Regions from separate parts of the Homo sapiens genome. Here region 1 is linked to region 2. A link is a loop called in an ENCODE intact Hi-C map of the cell type or tissue named here. Cell type or tissue: PC-3. All regions are shown on one strand. Each heading gives the region's core, and the rest is flanking DNA. Links, peaks and the distances in the headings are about the cores only.

Evidence for each region. A loop is a pair of places that touch in the nucleus more often than their neighbours do. Peaks named below come from ENCODE experiments on the same cell type or tissue, not always from the same donor. Only the 100,000 strongest peaks of a DNase experiment are listed, where the experiment ranks them.
Region 1: a loop joins it to region 2, with 2.4 times the contacts of the local background. A loop is called at or near these places in 1 of 110 quality-filtered maps.

What each region holds. Positions count from the first base shown.
Region 1 is chr11:107,376,706-107,393,037 of GRCh38, reverse strand. CWF19L2 (CWF19 like cell cycle control factor 2) reads left to right here. Exons shown (of 18, transcript NM_152434.3): 11 at 143-259; 12 at 2,827-2,964. Among named protein-coding and RNA genes, the nearest start is that of CWF19L2, 73 kb to the left of the region's middle. In PC-3, for the core only: no CTCF peak of the experiment used is centred there; DNase peaks (open chromatin) are centred at 7,277 and 8,747; H3K4me3 peaks cover 394 bases; H3K27ac peaks cover 1,667 bases.
Region 2 is chr11:107,147,643-107,163,974 of GRCh38, reverse strand. No RefSeq gene overlaps it. Among named protein-coding and RNA genes, the nearest start is that of GUCY1A2, 140 kb to the right of the region's middle. RefSeq lists a silencer at 6,498-6,792. In PC-3, for the core only: no CTCF peak of the experiment used is centred there; no DNase peak of the experiment used is centred there; H3K27ac peaks cover 112 bases.

The DNA.
Region 1 (16,332 bases), core at 3,106-11,105, 230 kb before region 2:
GTAATGAAAATCCAGGAGATTTAAGGCAATCCACAACGTTATGTGGAAACGTTAATCATTTTAATGCTTTTTTTGTTATTAAATAAAAACATTCAACATTCTTCACAATAATTTCAATAGTTATCTCTAAATCTTTTTATAGAATGAAGACCAGCAAGAAGTAATCCTTGTCAGAACAGATCAGTCTGGAAGAGTATGGCCTGTGAACACACCCGGAAAATCTCTGGAATCACAAGGAGGAAGAAGAAAGAGACAGATGGTATGTTTAACATATGTCTTTGTTTATTAATTCAGAATTCCTTCTTCCCCTTGGGGCTTTCTTTGTATCAGATTATAAAATATTTTCTGAAATGTGGCTTTTGAATGCCAATATTGGAAGGTAGGAAATGATGTTGTTACTACTTTTATTCTTAGTTATATCTCTTTGCCTTTTACAGAATGGAAACTAATCCAACTATTTTTTCAAATAGTTGTTAACATTGAATGTTTAAGGCAATTTTAATTTTAGTGTACATTTCTTTGATGTTGTTTTCAGCTGCTTTTGGCATACTTGCTATAGCTCTTAGGGAAAACTTTGGTCTCTCAGAGCTGTTACTAGTGTTAGACAGCTAACTTGAGACCTGGTGATGGGGTATCCATACACAGTAATGGCTTAATTATGTAGGTGCCATGATCCTTTATAAAACTAATTTTCTTTTCCATTTTCCAACTCTAGTAATTAGTTTTTAGCACTACCTTGAGGCTCTTGAGCTGGCAAAAACAACATATTCAGCTTTCTCAAGTTAGTTTTTTTTATTTTAAATTTGGAAGATCAGACAAGTGATAATTGCATATACAAAAGAACTGTTCATTCAGAATATTTCTGTCAAATGTTTATTTTTTGCCTGTTGAGTGCCTATGTTGCTAGAGATTCTAATTAATTCATCCAACAAATAGAAGTGGGATGGATATGTCTTCTAATGTAATGGGAGGAATTTGGTGGTTGGAGAGGAGGTGCAGGAGGAGAATAGTAAAGGTCTGATTTATATGAAATGGTGGAACTGACTAGGGATCCATAAATGCATTGTCAGAAGGCATTGAGGGCCCTTTTTGAGTTGCATATTACTGAGCAATCTAGGTATAGGAGTAAAGAAGGTAGACGCTTTCATTCATGAGTAGAGTTTGCTCTTTGAGTATAATGAAAAGACAAGAGGGCCAGAAATTAAGTGTCTGGAGCCAGGGGGTGATTGGAGTCATGGGATATGAGGTTTAAGCTAGTAAAGAAAAGAATAATAATGTTGGAAAATGTAGTTGCACCCCTGTTCCAAAGATCTCAAAGAAGTTAAAGACAAGGTTTTATTTGGATAAGGGAATGTGAGAGCAGCATTGGAAAGATTTGATTTGAGAGGAAATAAACAGTATTTTTCTGTTGCACACCTGGGTATGGAACCAACTGATAGGAAAATCTGGGACTGAATTAGATGGAGACCAGAATATCAGCTTTGCTTTTGATAAAGCTGTTTACAGAACAAGGGTTTAATAATTAGAAGTTGGTCTCTTAGTTCAGGCTACTGTAACATAGACTGGATGGCTTAAACAATAGAAATTTATTTCTCACAGTTCTGGAGACTGAGAAGTCCAAGATTAGGACTTGGAATGGCAGCTTCATTGTCTGATGAGGGCACGCTTACGGGTTTGTAGATGATAGTCTTCTTGTATCCTCAAATGGCAGAGAAAAAAGAGAGAGAGAACAAATGCTCATGTCTTTTAATAGAGGTACTGTATTAGGGTTCCCTAGAGGGACAGAATTAAGAGGATAGATGTATATATGAAGGGGAGTTTATTAAGGAGTGTTGGCTCACACAATGACAAGGTAAAGTCCTACATAGGCCGTCTGCAAGCTGAGGAGCAAGGAAGCCAGTCCAAGTCCCAAAACCTCAAAAGTAGGGAAGCTGACAGTGCAGCCTTCGGTCTGTGGCTGAAGGCCCGAGAATCCCTGGCAAACCACTGGTGTAAGTCCAAGAATCCGAAAACTGAAGAACTTGGAGTCTGATGTTTGAGGGCAGGAAGCATCCAGCATGGGAGAAAGATGAAGGCCAGAAGACTCAGCAAGTCAAGTCATTTCAACATCTCTGACTCGCTGGCAGCTGATTAGATGGTTCCCACCCACACTGAGGGTGGGTCTGCCTTTCCCAGTCCACTAACTCAAATGTTAATCTCCTTTAGCAACACCCTCACAGACACACCCAGGAAGAATACTTTGCATCCTTCAGTCCAATCAAGTTGACACTCAGTATTAACCATCACAGGTTCTGATCCCATTTCTGAGTACTTCATGCTCATAGCCCAGTTACCTCCCAAAGACCTTGCATCTTAATACCTTCATACTGAGATTTCAACATGTGAATTTTGGGGCAACATAATCATTAAATTCATAGTAGTGGATTTGCTAATACTTCATCTCTGTTTTTGATATACTTACTCCATTTCTGGATGACTTCAGTCTTCCCACCACAGTGGTAAGGAATTTTAACTATAAGGAGAAGAAGAGCAGAAAAGAGAGAAGAAGGGGTAGAGCAGTTTTGCTCTTTCATCAAAGCTCAGAAAGCAGATCATATCATGCTTCCATCCCTGGGGAAGAGGAGAGTAAAGAGGTAGAAGTAGGGAGTGTAATTCTAATGGAAGTTTTTTCACATGGAAACTGGCAGACTAGGGATAAACTGGAAGGAAAGGTTGTGATTACATAGTGGGATTTTTACATTTAACATCAGATATTTATGTAATCCATCAAGAAATACTTCAGAGACTCATGTTTTCATTAAATTAATAATGTTCATTTTGTCATAGGTTTCAACCCATGAGGAAAGAGAAAGGGTCAGATACTTTCATGATGATGATAATCTAAGCCTAAATGATTTAGTCAAAAATGAAAAGATGGGAACAGCAGAAAATCAAAACAAGCTCTTTATGAGAATGGCATCTAAGGTAAGATATATTCCTAGGATACCTCTGAATTTTGAGAAGCTGATTATTCAGTGTAACAGTGATCTGCTTTTTGGAGAGATCTGGTTCTCTCTAATCTTGATTCATTTTATTAAATTAAATCCTTTGTAAGACTTATTAGAAACATGCATTTTGGAATTGATCTGGTTGAGAAACATACAGTTGAAATGTTGTTTGTTTTTAAATATAGACTGTGGTTTATTTCTTTAATGCATTCTGTGGAGATTTTAATTATACATTTCCTCTACCATTTAAGAGAAAATGTTAAGCCAGAGTTAATGATTGACAGTGCGCTGATAGTTAGGTTACCACTCCGTCTTGTCTTAACGTTCCTCCAGTTCTTCATAATTGTGCCATGAAGAGGTAGAAGAAAATATTTGCACTAATATATTATGGATTATGGAGAGGCATCTGGGAATAATCTTACATCTATTTATATGAAAATATATATTATTTTAACACGTCATTATGGGTAGGATGAATTTTTGTTTCAAATAGCATTCTTTGTTGCAGTTTCTTCCATTGAAGTCTCTTCCAAACACTACCATTAACATTTTTTATAAAAGAGACACTGGTATTTAAACTGTTCTGTAACAGGTTTTGGCAAACTGTGACCCCTATGGGAAAAATTCAGCCTACTGTCTATATTTGCAAATAAAGTTGTATTGAAGAACTGCTATACACATGCATTTACATATTATCTAAGGCTGCCTTCACTCTATAATGGCTGAATTGAGTAGTTGTGACAGAGAGTGGATAGTCCATAAAGCTGCAAATATTTTCTGTGTGGCTTTTTACAGAAAAAAATGGCCAACTTCCACCCTATAATAACAATGGTTACTTTTTGGTAGTGGGAGTTTGAACTGAGTCACTGAGATATAGGCAAGGGATGGGGAGACCTTTCACTGTATATCTTTTCAGACTTACAATCTTTTATTTTTTAACTTTTAATATTCACATAAGTACGTAAGTATGTTACCTGGTAAAAAAATTAAACTTAATGAAAACTAAGATAAAGTAACCAAGGTATCTGTATGTGTATGTTGTGTTGGGGAAGAGGGCAATAAAGTAAAATAGAGTTTAAATGGAAATGGCTTTTGTACCTATCAGCAAGAGTTTCATGAGATCTTATATTTAGCCCATTAAGATAATTTTACCTCTGTTTATTTTGGAAAAAATGCCAGAAATTTCCTAGGGTCTGGAATTTTAATGCAGAAAGAAGGAAGACATGTTTTTATTAGAGTTTCCTTTTCAGAAGTGGTACCTCTGTATATGAAGTCTGAATTAAATAGTTTTAGTAATCTTATAAACCGTTCAAGTTTATGAACCATAAACCATTCAAGTTAAAGAAAAATCCTTCTTAAAAATTGTAATAGTGCCGGGCGTGGTGGCTCAACCCTGTAATCCCAGCAATTTGGGGGGCCTAGGCAGGCAGATCATGAGGTCAGGAGTTCGAGACCAGCCTGGCCAACATAGTGAATCCCCGTCTCTACTAAAAATACAAAATTAGCCAGGCATGGTGGCACGCACTTGTAGTCCCATCTACTCGGGAGGTTGAGGCAGGAGAATCCCTGGAACCCGGGAGGTGGAGCTTGTGGTGACCTGAGATCGTGCCACTGCATTCCAGCCTGGACGACAGAGCAAGACTCCGTCTCAAAAAAAAAAAATTGTATAGCCATTTGTCAGTTCAACAGTTATTATTGAAGACTTAATTAGTGTCAGATACCATTTTAGTTGGGGGATACAGAGAAGCAATTAAGTCAAAGTTTGTGCCCTCAGGCGCTTATATTTCTAGTGGATGAGAAAGTGAACAAATATATAAACTATGTAACAATATATTATAAAATTGAAAATAGTTTTGTAGAAAATGAAGCAAAGTAGAAGGAGCTGCGATGATATTTTCAACAGAGTGTTGCTGAGGGAAAGTCTTTCCATATAGGTGATGTTTCATCAGACTGAAAAAAGTGAGTGAGAGGTCCTTGTGAATATCTGAGGGAAGATTATTTCAAGTAGAAGAAACAGCAAAGGATCTGAAGCAGAGACAAGCTTGAAGAACATCAAGAGACTGCAAAAAGACAAGTGTGACTGGTAGTAGAGGGAGGAAGAGAAAGAGAAGTTGAGATGAGATAGGAGACATAAGTCAGATTACGTAAGGCAGGGGGCCCATATCCCTGGGCCATGGATGGGTACTGGTCTGTGGCCTATTTGGAACTGGGCCGCACAGCAAGAGGTGAGCGGAGCGGGCCAGTCGGCATTATTGTCTGATCTCCACCTTCTGTCAGATCAGCGACAAGATTCTCATAGGAGCATGAACCCTATTGTGAATTAGACATGTGAGGGATCTAGGTTACACACCCCCTTACAAGAATCTAATTCCTGTTGATCTGAGGTGTAATAGTTTCATCCTGAAAGCACCCCCACCCCCACCACTGCCCTGCCACCCTGTCTGTGGAAAAATTGTCTTCCACAAAACTGGTCCTTGGTGCCAAAAAGGTTGGGGACTGCTGAGGTAGTGTCTTACAGGCCATGGATAACTTTCATATTTGTTTTAATGATGGGGAGCCATTTGAAGGTTTTTTTTGTTTTTTGTTTTGTTTTGTTTTGTTTTGTTTTTAGCAAGGCTGTGTCATGATTTGGTTTATATTTTGACAGAATTTTTCTGGCTGCTCTTTTGAGAAGGCAGTGTAGAGAGGCATTAGTGGAAGCAGGAGATCACTTAGAAGGAGAGTATTATATTAGTTCAGATAGAGCCATGGATGGATTACAGTGGTAAAACTGGTGAAAAGTGTCAGGATACAGGGCATTGCTGGTGCTGTATATTGAAATGGGAAAAATTGCAGGAGGGACAAATTTTGGGGGAGTGGGAAATCAAGAATACTGTTATGGATGTGTGAAGTATGAAATGCCCGGTCACATGGTAGTGTAGGGTGACTGCCCCTGGAGTTCTGGGTAGATGCTGGTTCTCCCATATAGATTTGGATGCATTAGCCTTTTTTTTTTTTTGAGACGGGGTCTCGCTCTGTCACCAGGCTGGAGTGCAGTGGCTCAATCCCAACTCATTGCAACCTCCGCCTTCTGGGTTCAAGCGATTCTCCTGCCTAAGCCTCCTGAGTAGCTGGGACTATAGGCACGCACCACCATGCCCAGCTAATTTTTGTGTTTTTAGTAGAGACGGGGTTTCACCATGTTGGCCAGGATGGTCTCTGTCTCTTGACCTCGTGATCCGCCCATCTCAGACTCCCAAAGTGCTGGGATTACAGGCATGAGCCACTGCGCCTAGCCCTGTGTTAGCATTTAAATAGTATTTAAAGCAATGAGATCAAAGAAATTATTAATGAGGAGAGTCTGAAGACTGTCCTGGAGAGGACAGAAAGGATTCAGCAAATAAAACTAAGAAGTGCAGCCAGTGAGGCAGAAGGAAAACCAAGGGTGTGGTGTTTCAGGAGACAGGGAGGAGGCTGTGAATGACTGTGTCAGCTGCTTCTAAGAGGTGAGGAAAATCTTTGAAGATGGGAAATGGTCACTGGATTTGGCAGTGTAGAGGTTTCTGGTGACTTTAATAACTATGGGTTTTTCTTGGTCCAATAAGGAAAAAAGCATGATTATGTTGTGTTCAAGAGTGAATTTGGGAAGAATTGACCTTAGAAAGGAGCTGATTACCATCCATCAATTATATAAGGAGGAAAGGCAGAGTATTAGTATACAGATGTAGGTAGGTTCTTAAATTTGGTAGTAGAAAAATGAACAGGAGTGGCGGCTCACACCTGTAATCCCAGCACTTTGGGAGGCCAAGGTGGGAGGATTACTTGAGGCCAGGAGTTCAAGACCTGTCTGGGCAACAAAGTGAGACCCCTATCTCTACAAAAAATAAAAAATCAGCTGGGTATGGTGGTACTTATCTGTAGTTTCAGCTATGCAGGAAGCTGAGGTGGGATGATCACTTGAGTTTAGGTGGATGTCTGAAACTGTGGATGGTACCAAACCCCTATATATGCTATGTTTTTTCCTATTCATACATACCTATGATAAATTTTAACTTATAAAGTATAATTGATAGACATAGTAAGAGATTAACCACAATAATCATAAAATACAAGTATAGCAATATGCCAGCATTGCTACTCTCGCAGTTTCAGGCTATTATTAAGTAAAATAAGGGTTACTTGAACACAAACTCTCTTATGCTGCAACAGTCAGTCATAACTGAAATAGCTACTGAATAACTAAATAGACAGACAGGTAGCATACACAGCATGGTTGTGCTGGACAAAGGGCTGATTCATGTCCCCTGGGGGGGATGGAGTAGAACAGCATATTTCATCACACTACTCAGAATGCCATACAATCTAAAACTTATGAATTGTTTATTTCTGAAATTTTCCATGTAATATTTTCAAACCACAGTTGACTGCAGGTAACTGCAGCCACAGGAAGTAAAACCACAGGTAAAGGGGGGTTACTGTATTGTATAGGATTGCTTATTTAATATTAGCTGATTTGGCAATAATTGCATCTTCATTACTTTCCCTAAACATTTTACATCTTTGATTTTTTTAATTGACGTTTAGATAAATTGACGTTTAGATAAATTATTGAATGTGCAGCTGATACACATTCAGTCCAGACTTTTAAAAAAAATTTTGATCAATTTATATATTATTGAATTTGTAGTAGTGTTGTATTAATATCTTGACAAATGTGTTATTTTTATTCAAGCAAATTGTTTTTTTTTTGTATTATTTAATGGAGGTGTTTTTTCTAAATATGCAAAGCAATGCCAGTTCCTACCTATGTGCAGTGGGGCCAATGGAAGTACAGGTTGCTATGGAAATGCTGATTTCACATTGGGATTTTTAGTTCATCCTGCCTGATAATTACAGCAGAGTAGCAATTTGTTTTGTATGTTTAATGATTAAAATCAGCTCTGCTAAAAATTTGAGGCGTTACTAAAAGCCTATAAAAAAAAGAAAGTATTTGAAGTGTTGGCCATTTCTAAGAATACTGTGCCTAATCCTTTCACTCTTAAAAGTTTATGAACTAAAGTAGCTAAGTTATTGAATTTTTGATAGTAATATTGCTGGTATATAGTTTAGTTATGTCAAATAGTTTCATGAATGACTCCAAAAGCTCATTATCCTATGTTTCTTTTTATTATTAGTTAAAAATGATTAGTCTAGTTTAAAGTCATTAGAGGTTGGCAAACTTTTTATGTTTCTTTTTATTATTAGTTTAAAGTCATTAGTTTAAAGTCATTAAACAGAGGTTGGCAAACTTTTCTTGTAAAGGGCCAGACAGTAAATATTTTTAGCTTTCTGTTGCAATTACCAGCACTGCTGTTGTAGCACAAAAGCAGCCATACACAGTATGTAAATGAATGGGTTTGACTATATTCCAACAAAACTTTATTTACAAAAACATATGGATGGCCTGATGTGGCTTGGAAGTTGTAGTTTTTCAATCCCTGGACTAGGATATAAAATCTTCAATGCAAATGTATTTGAATTTAGATACAGGTTGAACATACCTCATCCAAAAATTAGAAATCTGAAATGCATTAAAATTCAAAATTTGTTGGGCACCAAAATAATGACACATTTGCTTTTTGATGGTTCAGAATACACAAACTTTGTTGCATGTACTATTTAAAACGTTGTATAAAATTACCTTCAGGCTATATGTATTAGGTATGTATGAATCATAAATGAATTTCAAATTTAGACTTAGGTCCCATCCCCAAGATGGAATGTATATGTAAACATTTTAAAATCCAAAACAATTCAAAATCTGAAACACTTCTGGTTCCAAGCATTTTGGATAAGTGATATTCAACCTGTATGTCTCTTACTTAGTAGTTTCCCTGAAAATGGATCTTGGGCCTTGGGAAAAGTAGCTAGTCAGGAATAGTTGATATAAATTTATAAAACAAGAGTCTGCTTATTTATTTAGTCGACAAATGTTAATTGAACTCATTCAGTGTATGAGGTGTTCTACTGGGGACACACTGGCACATGAAGAAGAAATGATCCTTGACTTTATGGAGCTTATTAGGCTAGTGGGGAAAAGGAAGCACTAAATAAATAGCTATGAAAAATAGTTCAGTAATCTTGGATGTACAAAGAACTGTGACAGACAAGTGAAAAGTCTTTTGGAAGTAACACCTGGGTGACCCAATTTAAACTGGGGGCACAGGAAAGATTTCATGTTGAACAGAAATCTGATACTACCTGGGCTCAGTATTCAGATCTGCCCTATTGCCTTTTGCTGTTGATGTGTATTTTACTTTTTATTAGTACCTTATATTTGTTTATTTAATTTTTATTGCCCATTCTTTTCTTGCATTTCCAAAATTCAGGTTATATTTATGTTCTTTCCAGTTGTATTTTACCATTAAATCTTTAATAGAATATCTTTCTTATAACAAAACCAAGAAAGGTATCTCATGACAAATATGAACTTAATTGTGTTTGTATAGGGGAATTATGATTCTTGGTTTTTTTATCCTTTCTATATTTTTCAGTTTTTTTGAATATGTACTACATAATTAATGAAAAGAGGGGAATACAAAATACCCTGAAAAAGATGTGTAGAGAAAAACTCTCTTTTAAAGTGTGTTTTTCCTCTACTCTTAAATCACAGTCATCAGCACAGAAGACTTCTGTGACCAAATGTGTGGGTTTTTTTCTCCACGCACCGAGCAGTGGACACTGGCAAGATGTCCTCTAATTCAGTTCCAACACTGTCTACCTGGAGATAGTGTCTGATTCCACAGGTTGGGGTCTCAGTCCCCAAGTCTGTCCTCCAGATGCCCAGACTGGTACCAGTCACAAGTCTGGGCTTCCAGAACTTCTGACCACCCAGCTTCAAGTTGGGGTTCACATGACCCCCCCACTTCGGGTACGATTAATTTGCTGGAACAGCTCACAGAATTCAGGGAAACACTTAAATTACATTTACTGGTTTATTATAAAGGTTATCATAAAGGATATAGGTGAAGAGACGCGTAGGGCGAGGTATGGGGGTGCAGAGCACGCTTCCTTGCCATCCCTGGGAGTGCCACCCTCCAGGAACCTCTACGTGTTCAGGTATCCAGAAACTCTCTGAACCCAGTCCTCTTGGGTTTTTATGAAGGCTTTTTGACTTCAGTATTCCTTCCCCCATTGCATAGGGTGTGACCCTCTCTGGGGATGGTCTTAAGACCCACAATAAAAAAGGTAGGAGAAGATTAGAGTCCTGCCTTGGGGCAGGTGAAAGGAGGGCAGGAGAGAGACTCTGTTTCCTGAGGCCTGCCTCTGAGGCTTGAGATACCCAACATTGTAATACAAGACTGTAACAATAGCTATGGGAGTTATGAATCAGGAACTGTGAATGAAAACCAACGCATATCATAACACCACAGAAGTGTATGTTGGTCTAATTTTCTTACCATAGATGTGCCAGTATGTTTACTATGTTATGTTACTTTATTATGTTCTAGAACATAATAGGTATATAGTAACTTATTTTGGATAAAGAAATTTCTTCCTTCGAAATCATAGAGCCAAAGAATTTTAGATTTGGAAAGGGACCTTACTAATCTTGTTTCACCTTTCACATCTTACAGCTGAGGGAACTGAGACTTTGAGAGAATTAAATGACTTAACGCAAGGCTAAGTAACTTTCCTAGTCCCCACAGCTAATGAGTTGCAAAAGCCAGCACCAGAAGCTTCAGCTTTACTTTTCAGTCCACATTAAACAGTACTGTCATTCAAATGACTCATGTTAATGGATAGTTGTTGACTGTTGCCTAAATTTAATTGTCTTTGTCCAATTTCCATGTATCGTTTATTGCTATTTGGGAATAATAAGCTGTGTATGCTTTGCTCTTTCTTAAAATACATTCTATTGACTCCAGCATTCTTTAAATATAAACTCTTCCATTTAAAATTTAAGACGTCAGTGTTACCTTGGCAACGTAAACTCAGGCACATCTTCAAGAGATCTATATACATCTTTCCTCATTAATTTTGTTGAGACTGTGGGCAGTAATTTTATCCTTTTTGTACTAATAGACCATTAAACATGGGCCGGAGGGGAGGAAAAATGAAAGGTGTAAGAGGGGAATGATAAGGGAGAGAAAAAAAGACTCCAGTAATTAGGATTTTACCTTAAGTTATTAAAAAAAGATGATTTTATTGTCTAATAAAGTGTTTGTATTTTTACTGATTTATTTTCTCTTGTTTGTAACACTTAAGGCTTAATATATTTTCCCCGGAAGTAGTCTTTAGGATATATATTACATGTTTCTCTAATAATATACACTTGAAATCCTCTACTTTTTTATTCTCAGTAAACTACTAATATCAGATTTTGAGAGATTAAGTGATATACCATTCTTAAATGTATGATTAGAATAAGGTAAGGAATATTGAAATTGCCAGCTTATTGCAGCAGCCCCTTGGTCATTTTCATTCTCATAGACTTTAATAGATACACAGTGAAATTATCTTTGCAAGAGGCCAAATCCAAGAGTATGAAATCATTTATATGTTCCTGTGATATCCCCTAAAGGAAATTTGAAATTTGTATGTCATAAAATAATAACGTGATATTTTGCCTTTTTGTAGAACCGAATAAGATAAATATTGACTTAGTTTATTCATTTTCCAAAAGATGTAAGCTTGAATCCAGTTCAGGCTGCTGAACAAAATAATTTTTGTTTTTCTGAACCTCACCTATAGGTGATGGGAGTGGGAGGAAGGTGGGATCATAAGAAGAATTTATTTAATGTTTTTTCGTTCAGGTCCTAGTTGGGTTTTTTATGGCAAAATATACATAACATAAAATTTACCATTTTAACCATTTACAGTATACAATTCAGTGGCATTAAGTATTAATAAATTGAAATATTTTGCAACCATCACCACTATCCATTTCCAGAACATTTTTTCATTATCTCAGACAGAAGCTCTATACCCATTAAACAGTAGTTCTCCTTCCCACTGTCCTGCTCACTTCCATTTACCCCAGCCCCCTGGTCACCTCTTTCTGTCTCTGTGAATTTGCCTGTTCTAGGTAATTAATGATAAGTAGAATCATATAATACTTGTCCTTTTGTATCTGATTTATTTCGCTTAACATAATGTTTTCAAGTTTTGCAAGTATTTAGCATGTTTCAGAATTTCATTGCTTTTTAAGGCTGAATAACTCTATTATATGTATATAACACATTTAAAAACTCCATTCATTTGTTCATGGACACTTGGGTTGCTTCCATCTTTTGGCTGTGTGAATAATGCTCTTAGGAACATTGGTGTGCAAGTCTCTGCTTTCAATTTGTTTGGGTATATATTAATATCTAGACATGGAATTGCTAGACCATATGGTAACCCTATGTTTGACTTTTTGAGGAACCACCAAACTATTTCCCACAGTTTGAACAATTTTACACTCCCACTAGGAATGCACATAGGTTCCAACAGTGTCTCCACATTCTTGCCAACACTTATTTTTTTTTATTTTGTTTTGTTTTTTGTAAAAGCTATCCTTGGTGTGAAGTGGTATCAGTTGTGATCAGGTCCCAGTTCTTGACCCTGGTGAGATTTTATGAGGTCTTTTGGACAGTTCTCTCAGATTTTAATCAAAGTTTAAATTGTTGACAGTTGAGCATAGTGGTTTAATAGCTTCACTATCCATAGAGTCCAAAATGATATGAAGTTTATATTTAATCAATGAATTCATCTATTTCCAATGGATTTAAGGGCTTGGAGCTTGAAGGATAGTTTCACAGTTTTGATTAAAATTTTGATTTAATAAACATTGTCATAAAATTTGAAATGGTTTTGTAAGAATTAGACTGCAGTCTATTTTTCATTGTTGGTAATCCTTGTGTAATAATGCAGCACTTATTAAATAGATTCATTGCAAACCATTTTTTTTCTATATAATGACACTAAAATAAGCCTCTAGTTTTCATAGAGTTTTTATTCAAGGATCTTAGTATCTGATTTTTTTTTTTTTTTTTTTTTTTTTTGAGACGGTGTCTCGCTCTGTCGCCCAGGTTGGAGGGCAGTGGTACGATCTCAGCTCACTGCAAGCTCAGGCCATTCTCCTGCCTCAGCCTCCCGAATAGCTGGGACTATAGGGGCCTGCAACCATGCCCGGCTAATTTTTTTTGTATTTTTAGTAGAGATGGGGTTTCACTGTGTTAGCCAGGATGGTCTCAATCTCCTGAGCTCGTGATCCACCTGCCTCGGCCTCCCAAAGTGCTGGGATTACAGGCGTGAGCCACCGCGCCCGGCTGAGTATCTGATTCTTAATAAAATGACAGTTAATTTGTAGTATTTCAGGTTTTTCTTTATGCAGACATCAAAATGGGAAAACAAATTAGCTTTCATGGTTAGAAGACATTAATATTTTTGTATGTTTAAAATGTAGGTTATGAATTCACTTCTGGTAACAACTTCTGTAACCAGGCTTGAATTTGGAAACTGATTGAACAGGTTATCAGTAGTAAATCAGTTTAACTCCCTAACTCATGTGGATGGTTGTTATTAGTGGATACAAAAGAACTTTTCATGTGCAGTTATCAGAATCAGAATCCCTCTTGAACATGGCTTCACAGCCTTAGCGCTATTGATATTTTGGGCTGGTTAAGTCTTTGTTGTAGAAGGACTGTCTGTGAACCATAGAAGATTTAGTAGCATCCCTGGCCTCTGGCCAGCAAATACCAATAGCAACCCCTCTCACCCTAAGTTGTGACAGCCAGAAATGTCTCCAGATATTGCCAGATGTCCCAAATAAGGGGCAGGAAGCAAAATTGCCTCATTTGAGAACACAATCTTGGGAGAATCTGGGAGAAAATAGTAATAACTACAAATTTTTGAGGACTTGCTAGGTGCCAGATCCTTTTCATACCATAATACTTATAATTGTCTCTCAACAGGGTATAATTAACCCCATTTAATAAAAACTGTTGCTCAGAGATATTCAGTAGCTTGCCCAGGATCACGTATCTCTTTAACGAATCTGGCTTGTTTTCAGTATTTCCTATACCATTGTGTAGTACTACTATCTAACCTAGATTAGAAAGCTAGTAGTCATCAGATGAGGGAGAATGATCTCTCCTTTGTTCTCCACATCCAGTCTGTCACCAATCTTGTCTTCCTATGCCCAATCTACTTCTCTTTGTTCCTGTTGCCATCACACTATCGATGCTATCTTTCTTTTTTTTTGTTACAATATATATTTATTGACTTTATAATTTAAACATTTTGTAACTTTATTTTATTTTTATTTATTTATTTATTATTATTATACTTTAAGCTTTAGGGTACATGTGCACAATGTGCAGGTTAGTTACATATGTATACATGTGCCATGCTGGTGCGCTGCACCCACTAACTCGTCATCTAGCATTAGGTATATCTCCCAGTGCTATCCCTCCCTCCTCCCTCCACCCCACAACAGTCCCCAGAATGTGATGTTCCCCTTCCTGTATCCATGTGTTCTCATTGTTCAATTCCCACCTATGCGTGAGAATACGCGGTGTTTGGTTTTTTGTTCTTGCAATAGTTTACTGAGAATGATGATTTCCAATTTCATCCATGTCCCTACAAAGGACATGAACTCATCATTTTTTACGGCTGCATAGTATTCCATGGTGTATATGTGCCACATTTTCTTAATCCAGTCTATCATTGTTGGACATTTGGGTTGGTTCCAAGTCTTTGCTATTGTGAATAGTGCCGCAATAAACATACGTGTGCATGTGTCTTTATAGCAGCATGATTTATAGTCCTTTGGGTATATACCCAGTAATGGGATGGCTGGGTCAAATGGTATTTCTAGTTGTAGATCCCCGAGGAATCGCCACACTGACTTCCACAATGGTTGAACTAGTTGACAGTCCCACCAACAGTGTAAAAGTGTTCCTATTTCTCCACATCCTCTCCAGCACCTGTTGTTTCCTGACTTTTTAATGATTGCCATTCTAACTGCTGTGAGATGGTATCTCATTGTGGTTTTGATTTGCATTTCTCTGATGGCCAGTGATGGTGAGCATTTTTTCATGTGTTTTTTGGCTGCATAAATGTCTTCTTTTGAGAAGTGTCTGTTCATATCCTCCGCCCACTTGTTGATGGGGTTGTTTGTTTTTTTCTTGTAAATTTGTTTGAGTTCTTTGTAGATTCTGGATATTAGCCCTTTGTCAGATGAGTAGGTTGCGAAAATTTTCTCCCATTTTGTAGGTTGCCTGTTCACTCTGATGGTAGTTTCTTTTGCTGTGCAGAAGCTCTTTTGTTTAATTAGATCCCATTTGTCAATTTTGGCTTTTGTTGCCATTGCTTTTGGTGTTTTAGACATGAAGTCCTTGCCCATGCCTATGTCCTGAATGGTGACGCCTAGGTTTTCTTCTAGGGTTTTTATGGTTTTAGGTCTAACGTTTAAGTCTTTAATCCATCTTGTATTGATTTTTGTATAAGGTGTAAGGAAGGGATCCAGTTTCAGCTTTCTACATATGGCTAGCCAGCTTTCCCAGCACCATTTATTAAATAGGGAATCCTTTCCCCATTGCTTGTTTTTCTCAGGTTTGTCAAAGATCAGATAGTTGTAGATATGCGGCGTTATTTCTGACGGCTCTGTTCTCTTCCATTGATCTATATCTCTGTTTTGGTACCAGTACCATGCTGTTTTGGTTACTGTAGCCTTGTAGTATAGTTTGAAGTCAGGTAGTGTGATGCCTCCAGCTTTGTTCTTTTGGCTCAGGATTGACTTGGCGATGCGGGCTCTTTTTTGGTTCCATATGAACTTTAAAGTAGTTTTTTCCAATTCTGTGAAGAAAGTCATTGGTAGCTTGATGGGGATGGCATTGAATCTGTAAATTACCTTGGGCAGTATGGCCATTTTCACAATATTGATTCTTCCTACCCATGAGCATGGAATGTTCTTCCATTTGTTTGTATCCTCTTTTATTTCCTTGAGCAGTGGTTTGTAGTTCTCCTTGAAGAGGTCCTTCACATCCCTTGTAAGTTGGATTCCTAGGTATTTTATTCTCTTTGAAGCAATTGTGAATGGGAGTTCACTCATGATTTGGCTCTCTGTTTGTCTGTTATTGGTGTATAAGAATGCTTGTGATTTTTGTACATTGATTTTGTATCCTGAGACTTTGCTGAAGTTGCTTATGAGCTTAAGGAGATTTTGGGCTGAGACAGTGGGGTTTTCTAGATATACAATCATGTCATCTGCAAACAGGGACAGTTTGACTTCCTCTTTTCCTAATTGAATACCCTTTATTTCCTTCTCCTGCCTAATTGCCCTGGCCAGAACTTCCAACACTATGTTGAATAGGAGTGGTGAGAGAGGGCATCCCTGTCT
Region 2 (16,332 bases), core at 4,162-12,161:
TCTTGTACAATACATACATTTAGGATTTATGTATTTTACTCTATGTAAACTTAAAGCTGTCAGCATTAAAGAACGTGATCATAAAAACAGGAATAATAAGAGTAAGATAAACAGTGAAAGTAAAATATATGCTAAAATCCTTGCCACACACTGGGGAGTAAGTAAAAAGTAATTACTTTCTTTATGTTTTTAATTAGAATAATAAAATATTTCTGTATCAATTAACAAGAGAAAGAGGCAATGCACAAACATTCAAAATTAGAACTAGCACAAAATTAGAAATATAAGTAAATATCATTAATAGGGGAAATTTTAAAAATAAAAAAAGACTATCTTGCATCAATTTATATAAATACAATGAAAAAGGAGAAATAGCTAATTTTCTAAAAATACACAGCTTAACAAAATTGATCCTATTAGAGACAGAGAGTGATATAGGAAAGGACTTGGAGTTCAACCTGAATAGGATCTCACTCGATAAACGTGGTATAATTTTGAGCAACAATAAGAATAATAACTGCAATAGATTGAAACACATCAAATATGTTTAAGTCCAATAATTTGTACTGATACTAAAATTAAAAAACAAAATTTATTAAGATTTTAGAAGATGCTAAGAAATCAACTCTTTATTTTGAAAACGGATAAATGAAGGGAAAGATAAGACATGACTTTCCTGTATACACTGTACTATAAGATAACCAAGTGGTTGACATAAGGAAGGCATTCCAACTAGGTAAAAAATGATGATAGAATGAGAATATTACCATTTTGTAACCCCTCTGTGTCCTGATGTTTTTCTTGATACTCAGGGGAAAATTTCCTCCTCCCCGTCTCCCAGGGGTCTGATCTCTTCTATTTGTGAAGAACTGGTGAGCTGGTGAACATGTTAGTCACTTTACATCACAGAGGCTTCTCCCATGGCCCAAACATTGGCAGCAGGAGTCATGTGTCCAGATACTCCCAGGCACTGTTGTTTAGAATAAGATAGATCAAACATCTGATCCAAGATGGTACAATAATATTCTTTTTGCTGGGGATTAGGACACAGATTTTCTGGTTAGTGTCCAACAAATACTTGAACTGGAAGGTCAAATGGCTCCCATTAAGACTAATGTAAACACCAGAAGGTTGGTGTATACATTTTTAAATAGATTTTATTTTTTAAATTGTGAACATGTTGTGTCACTCCACTTAAGTATTTAGTTTCTAATTTATTAATATTTTAATTGGCAAATCAAAATTGCATACGTTTATGGGGTACAAATTATGGGGTATGTGATATTTTGATGTATGTAAACAATGTGGAATGATTTAATCTAGCTAATTAACATATCTATAATCTAACTTATTTTTATGGCAATATATTTGAAATTTATCATTAGTTATTTGAAATATACAGTACTATTGACTGTTGCCACCCTGCTGTTAGATAGATCTCAAAAGGTATTCTTCTATTTGAAACTTTGTACCCTTTGACCATTACCCTTACCCCTACTGCCAGCATTTCCTAGCCATAATTCTACTCTCTGGTTCTATGAGTTCGACTTTTTTAGATTCCACATATAAGTGAGATTATGCAGTATGTCTTTTTTGCCTGGCTCATTTCACTTAGCATAGTGTCCTTCAGATTCATCTGTGTTTTTACAAATGACAGATTTTTTTTTTAGGCTGAATAGTATTCCATTATGTATATATCCCACATTTTCTTCATCCATTCATCCGTTGATGGGCACAGGTTGATTTCATGTCTTGGCTATTGTGAATAATGCTACATTAAACAGAGGAGTGCATATATCTCTTGACATATTGATTTCAATTCCTTTGGCTCTATATTCAGTAGTGGGATTGCTGGATCATATGATAGTTCTACTTTTAGTTTTTTGAGGAACCTTCATGCCATTTTCCATAATGGATGTACTAATTTGCATTTCCACCAACAATGTACAAGAGTTATTTTTTCTCCACACCCTTGCCAACATATGTGATCTTTTTGATAAAAGCTATTTTGATAGCTGGAAGTTGATATCTAATTGTGATTTTAATTTACATTTCAGTAATGATTAGTGATGTTGGGCATTTCTTTGTGTACCTGTTCATTTGTATGCCTTTTGAGACCTGTCTGTTCAGGTTGTTTGCTTATTTTTTAATTGGGTTATTTGTTCTCCTGCTATTGAGTTGTTTGTGTTACTCAAAAATTTTGGATATTAACCTCTTATCAGATGTACGGTTTGCAAACATTTTCTTCCATTCTGTAGATTGTCTTTTCACTCTGTTGATAGTTTCTTTTGCTATGCAAAAACTTTATAGTTTGGTTTAATACAATTTGTTTTAGTTTTGTTGCCTATGTTTTCTGGGTTGTGTCTGAAAAATCACTGTCCAGACAAATGTGAAGATTTTCCACCATGTTTTCCTGTAGTAGTTTTGCTATTTCAGGTCTTAGATTTAAGTCTTTAACCCATTTTGAGTAAATTTTTTGTACATGGTGTAAGACAGGGATCAAATTTTATTCTTCTGCATGTAAGTAATCAGTTTTTCCAATCTCATTTATTAAACACTGTCCTTGTCCCATTATGTGCTTTTGGTACCTTTCTCAAAAATCAATTGACCATAAATGTGTGGATTTATTTCTGGTCTTTCTATCCTTTCAATTGATATATGTGTATGTTTTGGTGTCAGTATTGTGCTATTTTGATTACAACATTTTAGCATATATTTTGAAATCATGCAGTGTAATGCCTTCAGCTTTGTTCTTTTTTGCTCAAGATTGTTTTGAGTCTTTGCCATTTCATATCAGTTTAAGGACTTTTTTTTCTCTATTTCTGTGAAAAATGACATTGTAATTTTGATAGGAACTGCCCTGAATCTGTAGATTGCTTTGGGTAGTATGAACATGTTAACAATATTAATTCTTTCAGTCAGTGGACATAGGATATCTTTCCATTTATTTGTGTGTGTTTTTTTCAACTTATTACATTAGTATTTTATAGTTTTCACTCTACAGTTCTTTCAATTCCTTGGTTAAATTTACACCTAAATATTTTTTGTTGTTTTTGATGCTATTGTAAATGGGATTGTTTTCTTGATTTCCTTTTCAGATAGTTTGTTATTAGTATATAGAAAGTACTGATTTTCATATGTTGATTTTATATCCTGCAACTTTACTGAATTTATCAGTTCTCACAGTTTCTTGGTGGGGTCTTTAGGATTTTCTATATATAAGGCCATGTTATCAGTAAATAGAGAGAATTTCATTTCTTTCTTTCCTATTATGATGACTTTATTTTTTGCTTAATTGTTCTTAATAGTACTATATATTTATTTATTGCTTAATTGCTCTATGTATTTCTTGCTTAATAGCTCTTTCATCACTGTGTTGAAAAGAAGTGAGCATCGCTGTTTTGTTCCTTATCAAAACAGGGACAAAATGGAAGTAGACGTTCATTCAATCTAGCCAGTTTCCAAAGGCAAGTGTATAGCTTCAACTTTTGAGGCATCTGGTATAATTGAGTTAAAAGACAATGTCATCTCTTGCTCTGAGCCTCTTTCAAGGTGTAAATGTAATATTGGATGTCCTTCAATTCATAACCCAGTTACTCATTTCTTTACCCTCAGCTACTATTCCTCCTTTTCTTCATTAATACCAAACTTTTTTTTCTAATCTTTTGAAGAGACATTAGTATAGGCCACTATGCTGGTCTACATTGTAGGCAGCAATACCAATCTAGTAAGTACCTCTCTCTCAGTCGACTCCCATTTAGAAAGAGTAAGGTTATGAGGTGCAGAACTCATGGTTTATTTTTTACTTCCAGACAATATAGCTGCATTCACTGTTAACCCCAATTTTTCCAGGTGGGCTGGGGGCTCAACTCACCCTCATCAGGCCCTTAGGAATTCTGACATAAGGTTTAAAAATACAGTTACAGTTTCTTGGTTAGGAATCATCCCAGTTTCTAACTCTTGTAGTTGCAGCCCTGGTCCTAGGACCTCTGCGTTAGGTAGGGGAGAAAAATCAAATTGAGACAATATGGGGAAGAAAGAAAAAAATTATAATCATTACAACAGCATATTACTCCCTTGGCAAGAATTGCATAGTCATGCCAGCATGCTTCCCCACCCCTTCTTCCCAGTTCCACCAGAAACAAAGGAAAATATAGTGGTGACACTTTTTTTTTAGCTCCACTTATGTTGAGTGTGAGCACACACTTGTAAAGGTGTGTAAGCCAACCCTTCATGCTTTTATCTTCCCGTGATTTAGTCAGTCAATGTTTTAATTGCAGATTCTATGTCTATCAAACTTACTCTGAGGAGGTTACCTCTACGACTATTGTTGAACATTATGGGATATACAGCATATTCCTTGGTCTGAAGAAATAATGGTTGGCCATCCAAATCCATTCAGTATCTTCTGTTCTTGTTTGTTTAAGTAGCAGGCTGAGCATTTTTACCTTCCATGGGGTAAGCAAAATCTAGCCTAGAATCAGTGTCTATTTCTGTCAAGACTTATATTTGTATTCCCTCAGGGTTATCAGCATCAGTCTCACTTGCCAGCTATGTTTGAGCCTTCCAACTAAGGAATCTGCCCCATAGCCATTGGCAATCTCTGTCTCTTTTGCTGGCAGATTGAACAGTTTTTATTGCCATTTTTTTTGGCATTATGCATCTGAGAGGGTGCAAAAGAACATGTCTAGACTTAGCCCCATCTCTGCACTGCTGCAATAGCCTCATGACCAGTCATCTCATGGACCCGGGTGGTCACCTCAAATGAACACACAGGAATATCTGCTTGTCAATTCAAATCACCTCCTGACCTGGGCATTGCTGGGCATTGAAATTTAGTGCACCTTTCAAATTTCCCTAAGACTTTGGCCCATATGAGCATTCCTTTTCCATTGTCTTTCTGACTGACCATTTTTCCAGACCATTGGCCACTGACCATGAGTTAGTAAAAACCCAAGCACAGGGGCTTTTAACACTGTTCAATTCTTCAATTGCTGCTGGAAAGACAGCATATAACTCAGCCCACCAAGCTGATTTGTTTTTACCTTCCCAGAGTAGCAACCATCTAAATAGCATGTCATCCATTCACCTGAAAATTGCCACCTGCAAACCCAAAAGCTCTTGAATAGTCAGTTGAGACTGTTTACAGGACACTATGGAATCCAGCAGCTCCTCACACATTTCCAGAGTCAATCCTGGGGGAAGAGAGGCTCCCTGCTTGTGAGTATTTCCTCTTTGCATTCCTCAGATAGCATGATCTTGTATAAGCCATTTCCATTTTATTATGGAACTCTTCTGGGCAGTAGCATCCCCATTTAGAGTGTTTCTGTGACATTATCCAATACATCATGGGTATTTCGGTTTCAAGATCATTTTATGTCCTTCAGTCATAAGGCTAGCTTCAATTAATATCCCATAGCAAGGTAGTAAATGCCCCTAAAGTGGAAATTCTCTTGTTCAGATTCCCAGTAGTAATTGCTGGGAGGTGTTCACAGTCTTTTGCCATAAGCAATAGTCTAGGCTTTACATAGGGCTATCACACCCAGGATTTGTTCCTACCATTACTTAAGCGTCTGTTCTACACTGTGTGGACTCAGGGAATCTTACTGGTTCCCTTTAGCATATCCAATTAGTATCATTTGAAGAGCAGATTTATATGCCTTTTGTTTTATAATACTAGGTGGAGGAAGTTTTCCCCAGCCAGACATAATATCCATTCCCATAAAGCATTTAGGTAAAGGAGACACGACTTCTTTAAACAAGGCCTGTTTAAATATTCCAACTTTCATAATCCTATCAACTTTTACATTGTTATGTTCTCTCAATCTAATTGTAGTTCCAACAAGGGCTTCACCAATGAATCTTGGAACCACAGTGCATGGGGCTCCCATATCAAGGATTCCCAGGAATTTTTCTTCACCACTTCCTGACCATTTCATTCACTTGCGTACATAAGGCTTTGGATCCCCACTAGGGGATTGAGCAAAGAGACCTTTGCCTATTTCTAAATCTTTATCTTGGTTAATCTGTCTGCTTATTGCCCCAGGCAATTACAGATTTCTGTTTGTAATCTTTGCTTTCTGATTTTTAAAATTTCCCCAAACTGGGGTACAGTGTCAGCTTAGATAGCAAACAGAGAGATAAGGTATCTAAAAGAAAATAATATTTATTTGGGAATAAGGGCATTGCAATAGGAATATATAAGTCATAGTAAACTATGTGCATATTCAGGGAGGTAAAGAAAGACAAGGTTTTTAAGGAAAAAATGAGGAGGGTTACACAATTGTTTTGAGATCATTACTCTTGGCTACAAGGATCAATAATAAGTGTGACACTAGTCCAAAGTTGAACAGGCAGTTGCTGGGCAGATGACCTTGCAGAAGTGTTTTTTGTGCAAGGTTGCAGTTTTTGCCTAGGCTTTTGTGATAGTTTTTGTTATCAGGCATTTGTTCATGAGAATTCTTCTCTTCATGACCTTCCCTGGTTCTATTTGTCAGGTTTTGCTGTTGTTTTTATTATTATTTTTTGCCTCTAGGCAAGCTTTATTCTTTGACTCCTTTATCCTGGAAGGGGACTGTTAGTTGCATCTCACCCAAATGGAATGCGATGGGAACTGGGGGTTTGAGTTGTTTGGAGAAAGAGCTGTTGTTTTTAGCAAGTGAATGTAGCTGGTGTGTGGTATCCATCAATCCTTGAGTGCTTGGCCATGCGGACTAACGAATGGTCAGAACAAACTCAGAGGTCCCCAGAGCTTTATAATACCAAGATTCAGAAGGTATAGTCAGTAAGGAAAAAGGCCATTTCCTTTAGGTATAGTAGACAGTGAAGTTTTTTTGTTTTGACTGGCTTTTAAAAAATTACCTAGGAAATGGAAAGCTTATGAACGTTCATAAGTGAATTGTTGAATTGCTACCCCAAGTGGTTTCTTTACCTAGTCACCACTTAACTGGAAATACTAGAATACACAGTTCAACCAGAATTCAACCAGGCAGATAACCTGCTTGTTGCTCAAGCAAATATCAGAGTTTTAAAAAACAAAATTAAGCAAAAAAGACCTTTCCCCAAATAGCATCATTACCACTTAGCTTTGTATGACCCATTCCTAAGAAGTGACTCCATTTCGATTCTGACAACTTTCACATTTCTCCATTTTAATCAAGATCTTTCTCTAAAAGCATCACTAATTAATCACCCTGTGGTTAGGTTTTGATTGTCCTTCAGTTCCAAGACGGCCCTATCTCAGTTTGTTTGTCTGATCCCATGTTGGAGAAAGTGAATGGTGACTACAAGTTAGTGTGAACAAAACTTTCAGCCACATTTCAGCAACAAGAGAGTTTAACCGGAATGGCTCTCAGGCTAAGTCCTCCTGGAGTCCATTATTAAGTTATTGATTTTGTCTGTTCTGTAGCTTTTTTTACTGTCATCTCAAAATGTTGGGCCAGCATTATTCTGTTAGGAGTTGTACTTCCACAAACATTTAACGAGTAATAAAGTTTAAAAAGGAAAAATACAAAATAAAATTTATAGCAATATGTAATACAATATGTATAGTGGTTTTGAACCATGGACCTAGGCTTAAAGGCAACCAATTGAATAAGTCACATTATCCTGGCAATTGAAAAAGATAGGCATTAAGAGAAGTAAGAGTCCTATTGCAGTATGAAGTCTTATTCTGATATCTTGGGAAAAGCTGTTTATAGCCTGAAAACATCAACTTCTTATCCTGGTTTGTAGTTTGAATGTCACTGGTTATGGCATCAGGCAGTTTGGTGAACTTTTTATGTGGCCCATAAATTAGGCATGAGACTTGTTCCTTAAAATTCATCTAGTTTTAGCTTACAAGGCCTTAAAGCATTTTTCGTGTTTCATAATTCTATGGAAGAAATTTGGATTAGAGAAATCTATATGAACTCAATATATAGTCTAGCCTATAGGTAGATAATGAGATCCAGAAAACAATGCACAGAGCTTCAATCTAATGACAGGTATATTATTGTCTTTTTATTAGAAACATCACTTTTTCTCTTACATTGGTCATATGGAAATCTCTGATTTAAAACCTCTTGTAGCTAGGAAGCCAAGCCAAGGCAGACTTTAGGTTTTACCTACAGTCTTAGGGTTCCTGGGCCTGCCAGAAAGTGATAATTTTGAGCTACTCACTGTAAGGATGGGAAGCATTGAAGTCAGGTAATATATGCATATTCTCAAATATGACATTTCAGTAAAAACATGAATAAAAGACATTGGTAATATAAGCAATGTTTCCAATTGTATTCTGCTATGAAAAGAGAGTAGATTTTCATTGGGCTTATGCAAATAACCCTTTTGCCATATGAATACTCACAAATAATTTACAAAATTTGGAGGACTCGAGTAGGAAGAACAAGCAAATGCTTTCATCTTTGTCCACAAAACTATATTTTACCAAGTTGCTGTAAACTATAGATAGCTTAAGAGAGAAGATTTCTCTAAATCTGGAAAACAAAATATTTAAGTAAAATAACCAATAGTGTTTTAAATAAAAGTCATAAAAACATTATCTTCAGTTATTTATTTATTTATTTAGAGACAGGGTCTTGCTTTGTTGCTCAGGCTCTATTGCAGTGGCACAATCACGGCTCACTGTAGCTGCAACCTCCTGGGCTCAAGCAGTCTTCCTGCCTCAGCCTCCCAAGTAGCTGGGAATACAGGTGTGCACCACCACACCTGGCTAATTTTTATACTTTTTGTAGAGACAGGGTTTTGTCACGTTGCCCAGATCTTGAACTCTTAGGCTCAAGCAGTCTACTCGCTTTGGCCTTCCAAAGTGCTGGGATTATGAGCATGAGCCACAGTGCCTGGCTTAACTTTAGTTATTTAATCTGATGTAATTAATTTTGTTCTGATTGGTCTTGATTAACAGTTTTATAACCTCATCAGTTTTTTTATTCAAGTTTTGAAAACATTTTATTTAATCCATTAATCTTAAAGTTATTAGAAACCTGTATTTAAGAGTGCGGGTTAGAGTTTTCCACAAATCTGAGTGCAAATGCTTTTAGAAAAGAATTTAAAAAATAATTTTGGATGACAAATATTTAGAATAGCCAAATTTAAATATAATGGAAGTTTATTATAATCAGTAGTTAACAAGGAGATCTAGTTACTTTTATGACATATAACATAATACTTAGAATTATGACTGATGACATATTAAATTTCTAAGAGTTTTATGCAATATTGGAATATTCATATAAATAACATACCACATGAATGTGACTGAAAGATCTGACATTACTTATCATTTGCCAATGTTTCCCATACAATTTACCAAATAAGCCTAATCATTTAATATCTCTACAAGATGAGAGACATATTCTTTCAAGCTCTCTGGGGGCTTCACTGGAAAATACCAAAGCTATTTCTAGGTCAAAAATACTTAATTTAGAATTTTGGTCCTGGAGAAGCCTGCCAAACATGCCAAAAAGTTTAAAACACTTGATCAAAATGGGATCACAGGTCACTGTGAAATAATTGTCATTCATTCAACCAGAGTGATGATCAAAATTCTTCAAAAGCAATACAGAAAGTTACACGGATTAAAAAAAAAAAAAACCCTTAACCCTTTTAAAGTCTAGCTTCCCTAAGTAATAATAAACCTAATAAAGACAACGTCAGAAATTATTTTGATAAAGTGTAATTTTTTTTTTAGGCCAGTGATGTGGTTAGGCTCTGTGTCCTCACCCAGATCTCTTCTTGAATTGTAAACCCCATAATCCACACGTGTTGAGGGCAGGGACCTGGTGGGAGGTAATTGGATCATGGAGTCGGTTTCCCCATGCTGTTCTCATGAGATCTGATGGTTTTATAAGTGCTTGACAGTTTCTCCTCCATGTGCATTTTCTGTCTCACCTGTTGCCATGTAAGACATGCCTCTTCCCCTTCCACCACGATTGTAAGTTTACTGAGGCCTTCCCAGCCATGTGGAACTGTGAGTTACTTAAACCTTTTTCCTTTATAAAGTACCCAGTCTCAGTTATTTCCTTACAGCAGTGTGAGAACGGACTAATACAGCCAGTTACCAAAAAGGTAAAACAAAAACCTCCTGCAATGTGATTGCTTCTTCTTATGAAAAGTCCATTTAGATAACCTGGAAGTTGAACCTGATGAAAGTGTTCTTGAATTTAATCAGACATAGGAAGAATGTGTGTCTGGTTATTACATGGAATAATTTGGATATATTAGGAAACACCAAGAGTGCAGAATCAAGTTATACTGGAGGAAAACATTGCTTTTTTAAAAAAAATGTCTTTAAGACAAACTTTTCAGCATTAGGTCATAACAGCAGAGTTTCAGGAGCTTTCAAAAAGTTGAAGGAGACACTTATCCCAGGTCATCTCAAGAAGATAAGGAACTGAAGACAATGATGCATGAATTACAAATTATGTGCTGCAAGATACAGCAAGAGTTGAACTTCTGAGGTATTAATCTGATTCATTTGATTATTGCCCCAGGCAATTTCAGATTTCTCTTTGAAATCTTTTTCTTCTGATTTTTAAAGTTTCCCCAAAAAAAGCTTGAAGAGGAAAACTCAACCTCAAGAAGTAAAATTACCATTCTAAATGAAAAAGACAGCATTTCTGACCTGAAACTAGGGGAATTAAGTGGATCTAAGGAAGCAATGTGACAGAAATAGAAACTACCTGCAGTTTAAAGTATGGCTTTTAAAGAACCAGGTTTTAGAATTAAAAATCAAAACCTGCAATTTTTACTACTGATAGATCAGTGCTTCAAAAACTTTCTACTGTAGGGGACCAAACAGGATTCTACCATAGGGGACCACATTTTTAATTTTGTATTAGTGTATTTTTAAAATCAAAGTTCATTGTTTAGAAAGACTTATAAATAATTCCCTTCTAATTATAGAAACTTGATCACACAAAAATTCCTCTCATAAATTCATCTTTCATGAACCTTACCGTGGCTTACTCAGACCATTTTGAGTGGTCTGAGTAGCTTTCTGCTTTGTCCTATACTTCCTCTTTCTTAAATAAGCAGTCATTTTCCTTTAGGAAAAAAATTATCACACAAGATTCTTTCTCATATAAAATTATTCTTTTTTCTTTGTGACCTTCCATACCATAAATACATCTTCATGCCTGTAGCTTTCTTCACGTCTCTCTCTCTCTCTCCTACTTACTAGCTCCTTTCTATCTTGTTTCTGTTTCCCATTTTTTTCTCAATAAAAACACATTTTATGCCTTTCTGGTAATTTTTTTTCATTAAAAAACACATCTTAATTTCCTGGCACACTTTATATACAGAACTATGTATTTTAATCAGAATTTTAACTGTTAGTAACCTTAATTTATAGCAAGTAATTTTGAATTATCTGTCACATATTAGCATTTTATAGAAAAGAACCATTTTATAATTTTTAGAAACATTTTTCCATAACATAATCTTCACACATATACTGAGACCCAAATATATTTAATCTCTCTATAAAATGTAAAAAGCCAAGAAAAAACATATTTATGTTCATCAATTTGTTTCCATATTGTATCTTATTTAAAAATGACCCAGACCTTTAATATCTATTATATAATTCAACATAATTTTGAGATTTCAAATTACATGAAAAGCCCATTTATAAACGTTTATTTCATTTAAATTTACGTAATTTATTTATTTTGAACAATTTACCTAGATTACTTATGAAAACTGAGATATTAGGCAAAGCTAGTCATCATTTCAAGTTATTTTCCTATTAACCATTTTTATAGCCTGTGAGTATAGGTGTTTCCTTAAGTAAGAAACTTAAAGCTACATATGTGGATATTTTGCTAATAACTCAGGAAATATAGCTGTTTTAATTAAACCAACAATATTACATTAGTCATACTTATTAAAGATTTGTACAAACAAAGATCATTCTGTTTTAGGCTGGGTTTATAGTTTTATAACCTTCGTGTCAAACCCAGATACCTTAAAACGTCTGTCAGGAACAAACATAAAACTATTTGACCAGTAAACAGGCAAAATGTATGCTAACAATTTTGAAGACATTGCTATTTTAATTTTACCAACAATTTTAAAACCAGCTTATTTATTAAAAATTTACTTAAGTCATGTGAACTAAAAGGCATTTGTGTTGGCACTCATGTACTTTATATGAGTGCTCATTTAAGCCAATCTGAATAGAATTCCTTAAGGGATTTCTGGCTGCCTATGCCAGATTTTAACATGTAGACACATCAAACAACCTAATATACAAATATTTGCATAAACACACCTAAATACATACACACAAACAGATTTTTTATGGCTTTCATTTTTGAATTTTGGTCAGGAGACAGTAAAACACAGACTCACCAGTTTATAAAAGACAGTTTGATCCAAATTATATTTTGATAAAATGGGACATGTTCACATGGCTAAACTTTATTTACCCTGATAGGTAATCTAATAAAGGCTGTGGACCAAAATTTTGGGTAAAGACGTTTTCACAGCAATTTTGTTTTAAAAGATGTTATTTTTTAGTTTCGAATGAGTTTAGGGTTAAATTTTCAATGTTTACATTTTAGCTATTTACTTTTCTTGTTACATGAGTAATCAACTTTTTCCTTGTCAATCTGTGCTACTGTTTGGTTTTGCCAAGTTTTTAATAATAAATAGAACCAGATTTGATAACAGAAATGCCTCTAGCAGTATGTGTGAATGCATTTGGAAAGAAATAATGGAGAAGAAGAGTTCTCTTGGAGGCAGCTGTCTTTCTTGACTTTTTATTCCCTAGTACTTTAGTCTGGCACATAATAGATACTTTAAAAAATGCCCCTGAGTAAATGAAACACAGTACATCCCCTGATGTCATTTTTACAGAATAGCACTAGAAATAGAGTTGCACCAACACCTATTCATTGCAGTTATTTGATATGTTCTGAATTAAGAAATGAGATCTACAAGGGTCTCTTTCACAACCCTCCCACCTGAGCAATAGCTCTTTTCTCTACAAATTCATAATTATTTTGGTTGTAAGGTGGTAGGAACACACAATTTTAGGCAAAAAGATGGATTTAGTCACTGCTATGGATTGAAGGTTTATGTCCCCCCAAAAATTCATATGTTGAAACCCTAAACCACAATGGTACTGTATTTGGTGATAGGGCCCTTAACTCCTTAATTAATGTGAAATATAGGGCTCTGTCCTATAGATTTAGTGTCTTTATAAGAAAAGGAAGAAAGAGCAGAGCGCTCTTTCTTTCTGTGTGTGCATGCACTAAGGAAATGCAATGTGAGGATGCAGCAAGAAGGTGGCAGTCTGCAAGTCAGGAAGAGAGCCCTTGCCAGAAAGCAAATTAGTTGGTACCTTAGTCTTGAATTTTCCAGCCTCCAGAACTGCGAAAAATAAATTTCTGTTGTTTAAGCTACCTAGCTGGTGGTATTTTGTTACAGCAGCTTGATAAGACTAATACAGTCACTCCTGTGAGAGGGAAAGATAATGTTACAACAAACAGGATTGAAAGAAGAGCTGTAGGAAATCTAGTCTCAGAGAAAGCCACCAAGACTTGCTCTCTCTTGTGTGTGTTTGTTTCTGCTTGACTTTATCCTATGGAAAGACTCTCTATGTGACAGAAAGCAAAAACCAACTACTCAGACTCAGATTTACATTCTCTCAATTTAGCAATCCCAACAGAAAGAAAGTTCTATTTTCCATGGTTGAAAAATCAGTCATAGAGAAGGACACTAGCACTATTTAGAGAACAGCCTTAACCCCTAACACAAATTTCTCTTGTTGAGGGGACAGTTATTATATACAAGGCCTGGGTCACATGCCCATTGTGTGGCTGTGGAGTAGAGAAGAGGCAGTTATAATTCCATCAAAACCATGCAGAATGGATTAGTGGGGGTTCCTTAAAGGAAAGGATGCTTTAATATATAAAGTACATGTGTCTACTCCCTATAGGCTGGGCCCACCAGTTCTGTGATTTGGGGAAATCTAAGCATCTTCAAACCATTGCACAGGGCTTTGGAACCAAGTCACATTTGGGTTAGTATACCTCTGATGTTGCTTCACATTTTCAACAAGTAGACTTTTTCTAGTCCCTGAGACCAACTTGTTGCTGAATACTTTGCTTCTGAATATGTGGAAACTGTTTTGTTCCCATTTTCATAGGGTCTGCCATCACTACATCTCCAGCGTTCCCAGTTCCTCTCAGCCTGAAACTGAGACTTGAATTTATTCCTATTACTTACTCAGGAATTAGAATTCTATGGTTAGATCTGCTCCTTTAGATCACTTTTCTGCCTTTTTGATTCCTGAATATTATTTGCCTCTGGATTTCATATTGCAATGCTATGCCCATCTATAGAAACCCCTTTCTCTCATGTTAGGCTTTGTGAGGTTGACTGATGTCCTAGACTAAGGCTGGCTGTTGTCCTGGACTAACACTTATTATTGATACTTCACCTTTCTGGAGGGGGACTTTCTAGAAATTTGCAGTGTAGTTGAGGTCCTCTTGATCCCCTTCCAGCTCATCTTCAGAAGATCTAATGACTCCAGGTTCCTCTTAGCACTTTTCTGTCTGATCTAGCCTTTATAACTAGACCTACAATGTAAATTAAAAATTCTAACTCATACATTTTACAGCCCATAAACCATGTCTCTTGATATTCACATTTTATGTCATTTTCTCCCATATTGCCTTTGGACTTTGATCAATGGGACATTAGCAAACATGACACAATAATAGGCTTTAAAAGCACTTGCACACTGGGGCATGTACTTATGGACTGCTCAATTTTGGATCCCTGAGTCACCAGATAAAGAGGTCTGGCCATTTTATTGGAGAGACCATATGGAGAGAGATGAAGAGATGCTAGAACAACTGGAACTGTGCCAGTGGTTCCAGCCATCCTAACTGTGGTGCTAGACATACGAAGGAAGTCATCTTGGTTGATCCAGCACCAATAGAAGAAAAGTCAGCCAAACCCCACTGGGACTGCAGAGTTGTGGAAAATAATGAACCATTATAGTTTTAAGCACTAAATCTGGTGATGAGTTGTTATACACAATACATAAATGAAACATTCTCTTTTTTTGCCAAATATGGAACTGCTAATCTTGTTTGTGCACTTTCCTGTACCTGTTCCAGAAGTCAGAATGAGTGCTCAATTATCGACAGATGCCTCTGCTCTATCTCTGATGCAATAAGAAGGTAGAATGTCAATGTGTTAAACTCACTCTGCAGTGGGACTGAGGATATCCAAGTCTATTTTCTTTCCAAAGGTGGTAATGTCTATCTATATGTGATTTCTCGTAAGCTGTGAGATGTTGGCTTTAAGAGCTTCAGTTCTCTCAGTTGGTGTTATGAGAATTTAATGTGATGATGCACATAAGACATCAGGCAGAGAATCTATTCATAGTGGCTATCATGCTTATCAATTTTACCTCTTTCTTTTCAGGTTTCTTAGGCTTCTGAATTTTCTATCTGGCCTCAGAAATACAGATAACTGACTAGAAAATTGCAAGTGTAATATCTAACTGACTGAAGATTTTAGCACTTTTGTCGTTAACTTTGAAAGCAGCAAATTTTTGAAAACGTTTGTCAAGAAACCTGAATATTACAAAGATGACACAATTTCATTGAAAGGCATTATATGTGGATAAATACAAGGAGATATTTGCCATATCAATGGGAAATAAGTCTTAATATTGTAAAGATGTAAATTCTCCCCAAATTGACCCACAGAGTACAATCCTATCAATATCATCTTCCTGTTTATAGCCTTTGTTACTTTCTTCTTTATGGTGCTCTTTTACACATTCTTCATTTTAACGCAATCACTTTTGTCCGTCTTTTTCTTATACTTAGTGGTTGTTTTGATCTTCTTCAATAGATCATATTAACTATAGCTTTATAGTTAATATCTAGGAGAACAAGTCTTCTCAACTTTTCTTGGGCCTTTGCTCTTTCATGCCAATTTTAAAGTCAGCTTGTCAGTTCCTCTAAAAACATGTTGAGGTTTTTATTGAAATTTTGTTACTTTGTAAATTAATTTGAATAGAATTGACATCTTCAGAATGTTGAGTTTTCCTACTCATTAACACAGTGTATATCTCACTTATTCAGCCTGATTTAATGTTTCAAAGAAAGTTTTAATGTTTTTGAGTGTTGAGTTTGTGGGTGTTCATTTTTTGGTTCCAGCTTCATAATTTAAATATATGCATCATATATCAAATATAACATAACCTTTAAAAAATGTGGGAATATGTCTTAAGTGAAATGCAGCCATTTAAAATGATGGATCATTTAGTGATATGGAAAGATCCATAGCACATTAATAAGTGAGAAA